Linked DNA regions of Mus musculus: region 2 is linked to region 1. A link is a contact called in ENCODE POLR2A ChIA-PET data. All regions are on one chromosome and are shown on one strand. The core of a region is the stretch at or near the end of the contact, and the rest is flanking DNA. Distances in the headings are between cores, read along the strand shown. Region 1 holds the start of Pcbd1 (pterin 4 alpha carbinolamine dehydratase/dimerization cofactor of hepatocyte nuclear factor 1 alpha (TCF1) 1). Region 2 holds the start of Sgpl1 (sphingosine phosphate lyase 1).

The links. ChIA-PET counts read pairs that join two places held with the same protein, here RNA polymerase II (POLR2A).
Region 2: POLR2A ChIA-PET joins it to region 1 with 26 read pairs in Patski. The contact joins the promoter of Sgpl1 here to the promoter of Pcbd1 in region 1. POLR2A ChIA-PET finds 5 or more read pairs at or near these places in 2 of 5 experiments (Patski and embryonic stem cell).

The regions. Positions count from the first base shown.
Region 1 is chr10:61,084,431-61,091,053 of GRCm38, forward strand. It overlaps Pcbd1 (pterin 4 alpha carbinolamine dehydratase/dimerization cofactor of hepatocyte nuclear factor 1 alpha (TCF1) 1), which reads left to right and starts at 4,901. Exons shown (of 4, transcript NM_025273.4): 1 at 4,901-4,986. The coding sequence starts at 4,984.
Region 2 is chr10:61,144,572-61,151,739 of GRCm38, forward strand. Sgpl1 (sphingosine phosphate lyase 1) reads right to left here and starts at 3,113. Exons shown (of 15, transcript NM_009163.4): 1 at 2,952-3,113; 2 at 1,687-1,760. The coding sequence starts at 1,713.

The sequences.
Region 1 (6,623 bases), core at 3,651-6,150:
AACACAGGAAGACGACCCACCTATGGGCTGGCAAGATGACTATAGGTGTTTGCCTCCAAACCTGATGACCCAAATTCAATCCTTGGGTCCACAGGATCAAAGGAAGAAAATCAACTCCAGGAAGTTGTCCTCTAGCTGAACATCCTTTCCTTCCTTCCTCCCTCTTGCAGACAACACATGTAACCTAAGAGAAATCGTGGATAGGCCAGGCAGTGGTAGCACACGCCTCTAATCCCAGCACTTGGGAGGCAGAGGCAGGCAGATTTCTGAGTTGGAGGTCAGCCTGGTCTACAGAGTGAGTTCCAGGACAGCCAGGGCTACACAGAGAAACCCTGTCTCAAAAAACCAAAACAGAAAAAAAGAAAGAAAGAAAGAAAGAAAGAAAGAAAGAAAGAAAGAAAGAAAGAAAGAAAGAAAGAAAGGAAGGAAGGAAGGAAGGAAGGAAGGAAGGAAGGAAGGAAGGAAGGAAGGAAGGAGAGAGAGAGAGAGAAAGAGAAAGAGAAAGAGAATGAAATCATGGTTAAAGTTAGTGTATGCATGGCCAAGTGGCAGAAACTGTTTCCACGATATGAAGCTGATAAGCCGTGGTGTCTACACAGAGACTCCCCAAGAGTCAACCTGAGAAGAAGTACTCAGTGACCTCAGTAACCATCATAAATCACAAAAAAAACCTCTCAGCTCAGTCTATACCTGTCAGCTTAACAACAACAACAAAACTACCACACACACACACATACACACACACACACGAGAGAGTCACACAGAGTCAGACTCTGTGGAGGATGAAATGTGTGAGGAAGTAGGAACCCTCGAAAGGCGCAGGTGAGAACAGCTGCTGCTGTCGCTGTTCTGGAAACATCTGGATGGTGTTGGAATGCAAGCTTGTATGGGGCAGTGCTGGAAACATCTGGATGGCGCTGGAATACAGGCCTGTGCGGGCAGTGCTGGCTTTGCACTTTGTGTTTATAGGGGTCTTCCCAGGGGCCTGGGAGCTGCTGAATATGCAAGTGCAGCCTTGGCCAGGTCTTTTTTTTTTTTGCAGGGCTGGTGGGGTGGTTGGTGGGAAGACATCAGATCATGTGCTTGAGGGTTAATTGTGCTGTGGTAAGGAATTGGCCATCGCTGGTAGGATGAGAATCCAGGGTGGACTTTCATCAGAGAACACAGAGCAGCAGTTAGAACCTTTGCCACTGCAGACTAAGTGTGCTTGATGCATCATGGATATGACAAACCAATTGACTTAAGTGTTATGTTTTATACAAGACAATGTGCAATATAGTATTCCTGCATACATTAAAGTATATGTAAATGAAGCAACACAAATTTTTCAAGAATAAATATGGACAGAATTTACATCAGCACATTACCACAGTGCTACAGAGGGAAGAGAGGTGTAGGAAGAAAGGCTAATGGAAAATAAGGCTTTACGTTTTAGGAGACTTAGGTATCAGACTTATTAAAAAGCTGTGGTGGTCAAAACAGCGGTGTCAGTGTCTCTATGGACAGCAGATCAGGAGCACCCAGAATCCACCCTCACACACTGGTTTTCTTTTTTTTTGTTTTCTAAGACAGGGTTTTTCTGTGTAGCCCTGGCTGTCCTGGAACTCAATCTGTAGACCAGGCTGGCCTCAAACTCAGAAATCCGCCTGCCTCTGCCTCCCAAGTGCTGGGATTAAAGGCAGACACCACCATGGTCCAAAGAATGCAGCAAAGAGAGAGGAGGAATTAGGCCTTATGAGATGGCTCGGCAGGTAAAGGCACTTGCGGCTAACACTTGATGACCTGAGTTCAATCCCTGGGACCCACACGGTGGAAAGAGAGGACTGATTCCTGCATACTGTTTTCTGACTTCCATACACAGGTGTCCACATGAGTTCGTGTGTGTGTGTGTGTGTGTGTGTGTGTGTACACATGCAAAAGACAGATTTTTTTTTTTAAGTTTCCTATTCCAGATATAGGCTTCTTGCTGAGTCACTGCTGAGGTACCGATCCCCCCCCCCCAAAAATGGTGCTGTAGATTATCTACAATTCACTGAGGCCTCTGTTTCCCAGTATTTTCCAGGCTCTGCATGCTGTCTAGAATATCCCATCAGGACTGCAGCAAAGCTTCCAGCAGCAGGTCTGGCTTCAACTGCAGCCCTGCTTGCTTGCATTGGTCTTTGCAATGGGAGTGGAGTTCTCTCATGGTGACCAGGAAGAAGTCAAAGCAGCTGGTCTGCCATGCTGACAGTCGAGCCAATTGGCAAGGAAAGCGCTGACTGATTGACAGTCATCCTCCACCCAGCTCAAGGCAGCCAGGCACAAAGGAAGGGCCTGCAGCTGTCAATCAAGAGGAGTGGCTAGTTCCTAGCAGCGCAGTTGGTTTAAAGAACAAAAATCATGGAGGCAAACTCTGCTGAAGGATGCCCACAAGAAGACCTATCAAGGAATTAACATTCTCAACAGCACTTAACAGTCCTTAACCACTAGCCTCATATTCTTAGGAAGAACTGGGCCTTAAGGGACTAGAGAAATGGCTCAGCAGTTAAGAGCACTTGGTAGAGAAGCAGGGCTTAATTCCCAGAACTCACACTGGCTTGCTCATAACTGCCTGTAACTCCAGCTCTGTGGGAACCGGCCCCTGGGGGTATCTGCACTCACGTGCACACTAGCACACACACAGACACAAATAATTAAGAATAAGAGATAACGATTTGTTTATTTGTTTTATGCTTATGAGTGCTCTCTTTTCATGCACACCAGAAGAGGCCAATAGATCAATTTATAGATGATCATGAACCATCATGTGGATGCTGGGAATTGAACTCAGGACCTCTGCAAGAGCAGCCAGCGCTCTTAATCGCTGAGCCATCTCTCCAGTGGGGTGTTTTTAAATCAAGACATTTTTTTCAAACATGTTGGTAGAAACATCAGGCAGATGAGTTCCAGAACAGTCGGCCATCTCAGCTGGAGGCCTCACCTGCCACCTGGCGGCCCTTTATAACCATCCGGTTGGTGGAGGCTAGTGGCCTGTCTATACACTAGGAAGCATTTACCCTCCAGTCACCAACATGCTAAGTCACAACAGAGGAGAGAAATAGGTGGCTTTAAGGGAGCTGCAGATGACCCAAGATGTGTAGACTCTGGACCTGCACCATGCCAAACCTCCACAACCAACGAGGCTCCCGGCGGTTCTCAATCTGGGGATCATGGCCCCTTTGGGGGAATCACATCAGATATCCTGCATATCAGATATTTAAATTATAATTTATAACAGTATCAAGATTACAGTTATGAAATAATGGATCTTTAGGGAGCTGGAGAGACGGCTCAGTGATTAAGAACACTGACTGCTCTTCCAAAGGTCCTGAGTTCATTTCCCAGCACCCACATGGTGGCTCACAATCATCTATAATGGGATCTGATGCCCTCTTCTGGCATGCAGGTGTACATGCAGATAGAGCACTCATTATACATAAATAAATCTTTAAAAAAAAAAAAGAAAGAAAAGAATCAACTAATGGTACATAGAACATGAATGGACTTCAAAGGTAAGTATAAACTAAATGGTTTCAATGCATGGGGCCATGGGGATGTCTAGAAAATGCAACCTGCTTGCCAGCAATTGAAGAGCATTGGCTTAGGGGGAGCCCTGGAAGAGAGAGGCTATCTGGTGGCACAGGGAGAGGTGTTCCTAATCCTGCTGATGGATTCCTAAGAGAAGCACATGTCCCTCCATGTCACTGAAGTTATTAGGGTCAGAGCCTGGACCCTGGCAGTCCTAACAAGCAGGGCTCACCCACTACTCTCTATATGCCAACGAAAGAGACAAGTCACAGCAGAGGTGCTGTGGAGAGGGCTCAGAGCGCTTACTGCTCTCGCAGAGAATCTGAATTTGGCTCCAGTACCCATATGAGGCAGCTCACAACAACACCTAAGTGCAATTCCAGGGGATGCAATGTTCCCTTTTGGCCTCCATGGCATCTACATGCATACAGCACACAGTACACATAAATCCATGCACCCACACAAATGCGCACGCGCACACACACACACACACACACACACACACACACACACAAATAAATCTTAAAAATTAAAACAGTGATTAAAACAGCAAGCAAGGTGATTTACTCAATACAGCTTTACTGGGAAGAGAAATGAAGGGGTCCATGAGCCTCCAAGTCTGTCCACTGGGACCTAATCTACGGCTCAAGGTTAAACAGCGGGCAAGAGGAATACCTTACTAAACAAGGTGGCCTGGCAAATTGCCAGAATGGTGTGAAATCTTTCCAGTAGACAAGTTTCTTCTCTGGCTGGCACCAGACCTTAGTTTTTCCTTTTCATACCATGCCTTTCCTGGAAGAAATTCTGATTTCTTGGGTTCCATTGTTTCAATAGCCTGATAGCCCAAAGGAGGGATACGTTGAGTCCCTTTAGAATATCTTCTATTGGGCTGGAGAGATGGCTCAGTGGTTAAGAGCACTGGCTGCTCTTCCAGTGGTCTTGAGTTCAATTCCCAGTAACTACATGGTGGTTCACAACCATCTGTAATAGGATCTGATGCCCTCTTTTGGTGTGTCTGAAGACAGCTACAGTGTACTTATATATAATAAATAAATCTTTTTTAAAAAAGTCTTCTGTTCTGTTAAGATGGTTAAAACTGTGCACTTTATATATGTGCAGTCCAGTGTATGTGACATTTATCTGGGTGGCTTTTGTTGTCGTTGTTACTGTAACAATAGGTCAGGCAGTCTGGTGCCCAGAGTCCTCTGGCAGAGAGGGAGCAGAGGTACTGAGATGTCAAAGCTTTTGCCCTGGAGCCCATCACGCAGCCATGCTCACAGAGCACAGGGCATGGAAAGCATTGCAAGGGCGTGGAGCAAGGAGGACCCATGTTAATTATTACCCGCGGCCACCGGATCTCTGCCCCGCCCCCGCGGTGGCCTGCTGCTTGCCCGCTGCTCTCTCCCTCGCTGCCGCCACCTGCTTCCCGCACTGGACATGGTAAGCGCAGGAAGTCTGGTGGACCCTGAGAGGAGACCAGGAAGTGGGGGGCGGGGGGTGGTGTGGAGAGACGACTAGGGCTCCGATGCTGGGGGCGCGGGCCACGCTGAGCCTCCTGCAGCGCCATCCAGCCGGGCTAGAGTCGCCTGGCCTCCCTTGGGGGCGGTGGCGGTGGGCCTGGAAACCTAGCCTGTCCCAACTCCCAGGCCTAGTCTGCTGGCGGGGTGTGGCAGCAAGGCAAGTCTCCGTGGCGCTGCCTGGCCCTACAGGCTTGCCAGATTGGGGTGGGGGTGGGGGTGGTGTTCAGTTCTCTCTGCACCCAGTGCTGTCCCTGGCCTTAAGCCCCGCCCTAACACCTAGATAGGGTGCTGTGTCCCACCTTGGCGTGGTGGTGGGTCAGGATCTTAGGTAGGTCCCTAGGAAAGGAGCCCCTAGACCTCCCTGCAACCCTTACCAAATAGCGTGGTTCGGGTTCTCTGTACTCGATCAGGGATAGGAGGGTGTTTTGGCAGCTGAGGCCTGGGAAGAGTCATTGGGCCCAAAGACACCACAGGCTTGGATAATCAGTAATCGCTCAGCCCACACTAACAAGCTGACAGAGCTTCCCTAAGCAAATAAGGCCCTTACCCCTCTGACCTGAGTTCAGAGCATTGTCAGCCTGAAAGTTGGTTCTGGAAAATTCTAAAGAGTGGAGCCCTGTTGATACCTGGCTGCCTGGTTACAAGTGTCCCGCTTATCACCCACTGAAGGGTCAATGCTGGAAGTCCCCCACCCCCTTCATTAACCACAGAGCAGATCTCTGCACTGAGCTGGAGCCCCTTGTTTCTGAGAGCACACACACACTGGTGTTGGTTCTGTAGGCCCCACTGCTGGCCTGAGAACTGTCACAGATGTTCTTGTTCTAGGAAGTGTTGGTTTTTTGTTTTTTTTTTTTTTTTTAATGAAGCTGACTTTCACTTGATAACCTTGCTACTGAAGTATTTCCACTGGCATCTCTTGGTCTAAGGAGTGGGTCTCATCCCTTCACTCATGAAGCCAAAGGGCCATTTCGATACCCACCCCAGGGTATGGAAACGATGGGTGGCTTGCAGGACACAGTTCACCTTCCTCCTGCTCCCCAAGCCAAATTTGAGTCCTTGTCAGTTGAACACTGTATCCCTGGGTGATTCTCTTTCACAATCCTAGCTTGTTAGACTCAGGGCCCCACGTTCCTCTAGAGGACAGAACAGACACTAACTTCTGTTTTCCAGGGGTCCACTCAGGACCTGACCTGGTATGTGCTGGGGGATCACACCGTGGGCACTTTGTATAACAGGGTAATGAGCATGCCAGGTGCCCTTGACAGACTACTTCCATTTTGAGTCTGGGCCCTGTGGTCCTAGGTTCCTAAGACAGCCACCCTGAGAGCCTCACCCTGACAGCTGTGGACTATACAGGGGCGAGGAGGAGGTGGCAGAGACTCATCTGGGAATGGGTTTGAATGGGTTTCTGCATCCCACCCCAGGGCTATAGCTCTAAGAGACCACACCTTGAGTCAGTTCATTCCTGACTGAGGATGACTGGCCGGAAGAGCAGAGCACTCACATCCCCTTTGTCTAGGCCTGTTTCTCCTCTAGAACACCTGAACATTGCAGAAT
Region 2 (7,168 bases), core at 1,863-4,362, 58 kb after region 1:
AATATTAAAAGAAGTGAAGAGGATTTAAGTATAGCACTTGCCTAGCATGTAAGACACTGAACGAACACCCACACACATATTTTTCTTTTTAAATTATAAAATATTTTTCCTGTACTGTGGCTGTTTTTTTTTTTTTTTTCACTTTCTTAGGTCCTTTTTTACCCAATTGGCACAACAGTTTTATATATCATAAAAAGCAGAAAGAGTAATCCCAGCACTTGGGAGGCAGAGGCAGGCGGATTTCTGAGTTCAAGGCCAGCCTGGTCTACAAAGTGAGTTCCAGAACAGCCAGGGTTACACAGAAAAACCCTGTCTTGAAAAACCAAAAAAAAAAAAAAAAAAAAGCAGAAAGAGAACCTTGAACTCAGATCATAATAAAAATGTACTATGAAAACCTAGGTTTGGTCTTTTTTAAGGAATCAATTCCTTATTGCAATAAGTTGAACAAAATCTCCATTCTACAGTACCAGGAAGTCATCAATGGATATGATGAGAGCAAGAGAAATAACTCAGAACAAAAAGCATTCCAAATATACTAAATGAATGCAAGTCCTAATCAGACTTAAAAGTTTATTAACCCTACTCCAAATAAATACAAAGTCCTTAAAGGAAGAAATACTCTACTTCTGTATGGGAACTCAGCATTTACATTCACGTCCAGATATATTAGAGGAAAGCCAACAACTTCTCATTGTAAGAACTGTTCTAACTGTTCTCCATTAACCACCCAATATGCCAACAGCAATTGTCTCTTGGTAATCTATTGTTGCAAGGAGGAGGTGAAGGGGGATGAAGAGATTAGATTCTTTTTATTTAGTTTCTAACAGTTTTAAACGTAATTCTCTTGTAATAAAAATTTGAAGTTAATAAGGCTATTACCTACTGAGAATTCATAAAATTTGGGACAAGAATCTATTTTCAGTAGACTTTTCATTAGGCTGTGAAGACTAAGCAAGTATTCCTGTCTTTCATCTGCACTATACAGACTTCAAGGTCAGCTCCAGCTTCCTAAGGTGTTCTCAGACATCCTGTAGTGATATGCTGTCTCCAAGAGCCCAGCATGATGGTGCACTGAGAAGGTTGAAGGATTGCTAGTTCAAGGCCATCCTAGGCTACACTAAGAGCTTCTGCCTCAAAAAGAAAACAAGCTCATTAATCCCAGCACTCAGGAGGCAGAGGCAAGCAACCCTCTTAGAATTCTAGGCCAGCCTGATCTACATAGCAAGTTACAGGCTAGCCTGGACTACATAATGAGCCCTCCATCTCCAAGAACCAACCAAAAGAACCCAAACAAACAAACAAAAAAATCCCAGCACTAGGAGGTAGAGGGAAATGACTAAAAGTTCAAGGCCAAGTGTACCTGCTAAGTTCCAGGCCACCCTGAGTTCCAGAGGCAGCCATTGTTTCAGAAACAAAACAAAAGCAATTGCTCTAGTGGTAGGAGAAGAAAGAGAGAAAAGCCGTGAGCAAGGGCTGTAGAAAGATCCTCAGGGAATTTCTAAGTTCTGCATCCACCGTATTCATCCATTTATTCACCCCGAGCATTCACGCCAGTTTCCAAAGCAAACAAAACAAAAAGAAAAAAGTGGCAGCGAATGCTGAGCTTTGAGCAAAAGCAAGGCATCGGAGGGGAAGCGGTCCCATGACTCAGAGCCTTCTGAGCGAGAGAGAAAGGATCCGACTCACCAGCTTGAGGAGGTCGGTTCCGGGCATCTTCCTCTGCAGCCGGCTCCCTCCCCGGGGCTGCCCTGCCTCTGCGTCTGCAAAGGGGAAACGCAGCTGTTTACTCGGCAGCCCGGCCGGCGCTGCCCCTCCGCGGGATCCCCCTGCCGGCTTTGGCAGCGCTCCAGCCGACCCCGGCACCCCGGAGCAGTGGAGCCCGCGGCGTGCACGCGGGGACACGCCCCTTCCCCGGGCCCACGGCAGCGCCGCCGCCTCTCGGCACAGCGGGACCCGGGACTCCTCCAGCCCGGCCTGCCTTTCCCCCGCGCCCCTGTAGCCTGGCGCCACTACTCAGCCCCGGCCACAGACTCGAGCCTGGGTCTCTCCGACGCCCCACAGCAGTCGGGAACCCACACCCCGCAGCTCGGCTCCCCATCAGCCCGGACCCAGCCCCCTCAGACCAGGCCCGGCTCCCCTCAGCCCGCCCCCTCTTAGCCTGACTCCCTTAAGCCCAGGACCCTCTCAGCCTGGGCCCTGCTCCCCTCAGCCTGGGCCCCGCTCCCCTCAGCCCCGACCCCGCAGCCCCGACCCTGCTCCCCTCAGTCTGGGGCCCGCACCCCTCAGTTTGCTCCTTCTCAGCCCGGCTCCCCCTCAGCCCAGGCGCTGCTCCCCTCAGTCTGGGCCCCGCTTCCCTCATCCCACCTCTCCCTGTGCCACGGACCTGCACCCCTCAGCTCAGCTTCCTCTCAGCCCACTCCCTTTCAGCCTGAGCCCTGCTTCCCTCAGCCCGGGCACCGCTTCCCTCAGCCCGGCTCTCCCTCAGCCCGGCTCCCTCTCAGCTCGGGCCCCGCTCCCCTCAGCCCAGGACCCTCTCAGCCTGAACCCTTGCTCCCCTCAGCCCGGTCCCTGCTCCCCCTCAGCCCGGGCCCCGCTCCCCTCAGCCCAGCTCTCCCTCAGCCCGGCTCCCTCTCAGCTCGGGCCCCGCTTTCCTCAGCCGCGCTCCCCTCAGCCCAGCTCTCCCTCAGCCCGGCTCCCTCTCAGCTCGGGCCCTGCTTTCCTCAGCCGCGCTCCCCTCAGCCCAGCTCTCCATGAACCACAGACCTGCCTCCCTCAGCGCAGCTCCCCACAGCCCGGTTCCCTCCGCGCAGCTCCCCACAACCCAATTCCCTCTCGGCTCCCCAACCACAGCTCGGCCTCCCTCCTCTCCCCTCAGCCCGGGCCCGGATCCCTCCAGCTCCTCTCGGCTCCCCACTGCTCCCGCCGGGTCCAGCCCGCCGCGGCAGCTCCACCTCCTCAGGCTGTGGACCCGGCTCCTTCTTTCCCCGCAGAGGCTCCGCTGGCCGCCGCCCACCTCACGCGCCTCGGTTCTGCGAGCGACTCACTCGCTGGCCACGGGACCCGGGTTCCCCCTTCCGCCGCCGCCGCAGAGATTGGAGGTGCGCCGCCCCCGGCCCCGCCCCTCCCGGAAATGGCCTTGGGGTACCCGCCCGCCTCCAGGAGCCCGGGCCGTGCGCGCCCTTGCCGCTGTCGGGCGCGCGCACGTCCGACGCCGCGCTGGGCTCGGCTCGCCCCGCAGCCCTCCGCCCGCCTACTGCTGGGTCCGGGCTGTGGTGTCGGGGGAACTCAGGCGAGAGTTTGTGGCCAGGGCTAAGTAATGGCGCCAGGGTTGAGAGGCTCGGCGCCAAGGTTCGGGGCGCCCAGAGCCGTGTGGGCGTGCGCGCCGCCTGCTGGCCGGGTAGGGACTGTGTCTAAGCCAGATAGGGTGTCTAGGGGTCTCACCTTTCGCCAGCAGCTGGCCCTGTGAGTTTACAACTTCTTCAGGCTACTCTTTGTGTTTGTCTTTTGTTGCTATTGTTGTTTGTTGTTGTTTTGTGATGCAGGCTTTTTATACTAAGTTGCCGAGACTGGCTTTGAGGTCTTTCTGTAGGGCAGTCAAAGGCTTTGATCTAGGTTTTCTCCCGCCTCATCACAGCCTTCCAAAAATCTAAGGTGACATCTCTCTTAACAATTCTTTGTTTTGATCCAAGTTCTGACTTAGGTCATGCTGGCCCCAAACTGGTCCTGTATCTTAGGATAACTTTGAACTCACAATCTTCCTGCCAGCCACTACACTCAACAGTTTAGGGGCTGGTTAGTGTTTGAGACAGGGTCTCACTCTGTCGTGTAAGCTATAAACTGGCCTTGAACTTGAATCAATCTTCCTGCTTTAGGCTCCCAAGTACTGAAATTATACCCATAAAAAGCTGGTTATGTGAAGTGATTGGGGAGGGAGGGCTCAGTGAGGCTGGGTCCCAGCACCCACTTAAGATGGCTCCCAAACACCACTCCCGGTCCATGGACTCTGACATTGTCTTCTGGCCTCTGAGGCCATAAACACACACACACACACACACACGCTTACACATAAATAAAAATAAATGCTTGAAATAATTAACTTGAACCTGGTGTGGTGGTTTGTTCCTGTAATTCCTGAGGCAATTTTGAAGCCAACCGGGGCTTCAAAATAAGACCCTATTCCCCACCCCAACCCTTGCATTCTGGACACAATTGGTCACTTCCAGCCAGTGTCTGCAGACAAGACTAATCTGAGCAACCACCTAACCTGGGTCTTTAAAGGAAGAGCTTTGAGATTTTACTGTTTTAGGGTTTCTATTGCTGTGATGAAACACCATGACCAAAGAAATATGGGGAAGAAAGGGTTTATTTGGCTTACACGTCCAGAGCACTGTTCATCAACAAAAGAAGTCAGGACAGGAGCTCAAACAGGGCAAAACCTGAAGGCAGGAGCTGATGCAGAGGCCATGAAGGAGTGCTGCTTACTGCCCTGCTCCTCATGGCTGGCTTGCTTATAGAACCCAGGACCACCAACCCAGGGATAGCACCACCCACAGTGGGCTGCGACCTCCCCCATCAATCCCTAATTAAGAAAATGCCCTACAGGTTTGCCTATAGCCTGAATCTCATAGAGGCATTTTCTTAATCAATATTCCCTCCTCTGAGATGACTTTAACTTGTGTTATGTTCACTGAGTGAGCAAGGGGTTGGCCCTTGGTCTCTTTTCTGTGTTGGAAACTTGATTTTCCCATCAAGGTTAAAGATGTCTGAATGAAAAAAGCATGTCAACTTGGTTAATGGAAATAATACCACCCCAGCCTTCACTTCCCCAAAAGAAATAAACAGAGGGCAAATGGTATAAATACTGGGCAGAAATGTTTTTTTCAGAAGCAAAGCTGGCAAGCACTACAATTCAAGTGGAAGGACCCCCAAGGTCACAAAGGTCACCCTTCACACTAGGTTGGGGGAAAAAAAAACCCCGAATTGACCTTTCAAATAGGAATGACTACACTGAAGTGCTGGAGCAGGTGACAGCACAGTGACAGCAGTGACAGCCAACTTTGCCCCCTTGTGAATGCTGATACTCAAATGAGGGTGTGGTTAGCAATGGCATTCTTATCTCCACCTAGTGTGTCCGAGATGGGACATTTTACCTCCTCTGCATCCCGTGACAGCACCCAGTCTCCCTCTCACAGCAGTTAAGACCCTAAAGAGATCTGGCAGGTTGTTGGGCCTTCATCACCCTTATACAACCAAAAGCCCCAGGTACCTCTCTCCTCCATCCAGATCCCCTGAAATAACCCCTGGTTGACACACGCCCTTCCAATGCCTGCTCTTAAGAGTTACATAAGTTCCCTCTTTTAGGACTTCTTCAGATCAGAGGTACTGTCTCCAGCCCTCTCCTTAGCTGCCAGATGCATGTAGAATTATTTAATACTTAAGAATACCCCCGGGGGCTGGTGAGATGGCTCAGTGGGTAAGAGCACCCGACTGCTCTTCCGAAGGTCCAGAGTTCAAATCCCAGCAACCACATGGTGGCTCACAACCATCTGTAACGAGATCTGACTCCTTCTGGAGTGTCTGAAGACAGCTACAGTGTACTTACATATAATAAAAAAAAAAAAAAAAAAGAATATCCCACCCCACCCCCGTGCGTGTACATATGTGTGGCCGGGCAAACCATGCACGAGTCAGAAGCTTACAGATGATGTGTGGATAATCAGGACCCAGTGATCACCTGTTTGAGCCCCCTACCCAACGCCAACACTGGTGAGCATGGCTATATGGGGCTTTTTGCATGGTGCTGGGGATTCGAACTGAAGTCCTCTTACATGCACATGCTAAGCAATCTCCCTAGCTCCTCATCCTTGAATCTAGAATTCACACACCCAGGTGACTCGGGAACAATATCTGACCCCCTATATGCATCTGATCCTTCCCAGAAATATGAACTAGGTCAACTGTTTTGGCTGATCTTTTCTTTGGCAAAAACTATACTATGGTAAGCGTCCCTATTGTACATGCTCATTTTGTGTCCTGGCTTGTCCATGTCCCTTGACTCTCAATCCCTCCTTTGCAACTGACAAATAAGGGCACAGAGACCAGAGAAGATGACATCTTCCAAACACACAGAAGTGGAGCTTAGCCTGGAAAGCCAAGGCTTCCGACTTCAAAGGAACGTTGGGGGGGCGGGGGCGACTTGTTTATTAGTGACAGAGTGGGAGCCTTCAGCTATTTGTCTGATAGATTCTAGAGAGCACAGAACAAAGGCTGGAGAGAGCTACACTTGGCACGTCTCAGCAGAGTGGAGACTATAAAACAGGTCTAAGCCTGCAGGCTTGATCGAGGAATTCCTGACTGGTGCTTTTGCATTCTCTCTCTCTCTCTCTCTCTCTCTCTCTCTCTCTCTCTCTCTGTGTGTGTGTGTGTGTGTGTGTGTGTGAGAGAGAGAGAGAGAGAGAGAGAGAGAGAGAGAGAGAGAGAGAGAGAGAATCAGAAAGGGTGGGGTGAGGGTAGGGGCAAAGAGTAACAGAAACCTAAAGCTTTGGGGCCCTCCTCCCAAGCTCAGCTGGCTGGTGAGAGAGATATAGGCTGCCTAAAACCACCTTGAGAGACTTGTCATTTCCCAAGAACAGCATTGGCATCACCTGGGAACTTGTTAAATAAAAGTCAGGGAGTTTGAGCCCCAATCTAGGCCTGAATCGGTACCTACACTGTGCTTGTTACAGTGTAGGTACAAGATCTGAGAACACACACACATTGTTACAGTGTGGACACAAGATCTGAAAACACACACACATGGTTTGCAGAGAATGCTTGTGTTCTTATTATGGTACATTTGTTTACAATATATATGTATATATGATTTACTTTATTTATATGAATACACTGTAGCTGTCTTCAGACACACCAGAAGGTGGCATCAGATCCCATTACAGATGGTTGTGAGCCACCACGTGGTTGCTGGGAAGTGAATTCAGGACCTCTGGAAGAGCAATCAGTGCTCTTAACTGCTGAGCTATCTCTCCAGGCCCCGTTTGTAATTTTTTAGGAAGTTTAATGAAAAACTGCATGGGTCATGTGTGCTGAAGGGAGAACTTATGTCCCCAAGCTGTCCCTTTGATACCCTTGGTGCCTCCTAAGATAACAAGAGACTGAGAGGGACCAAATG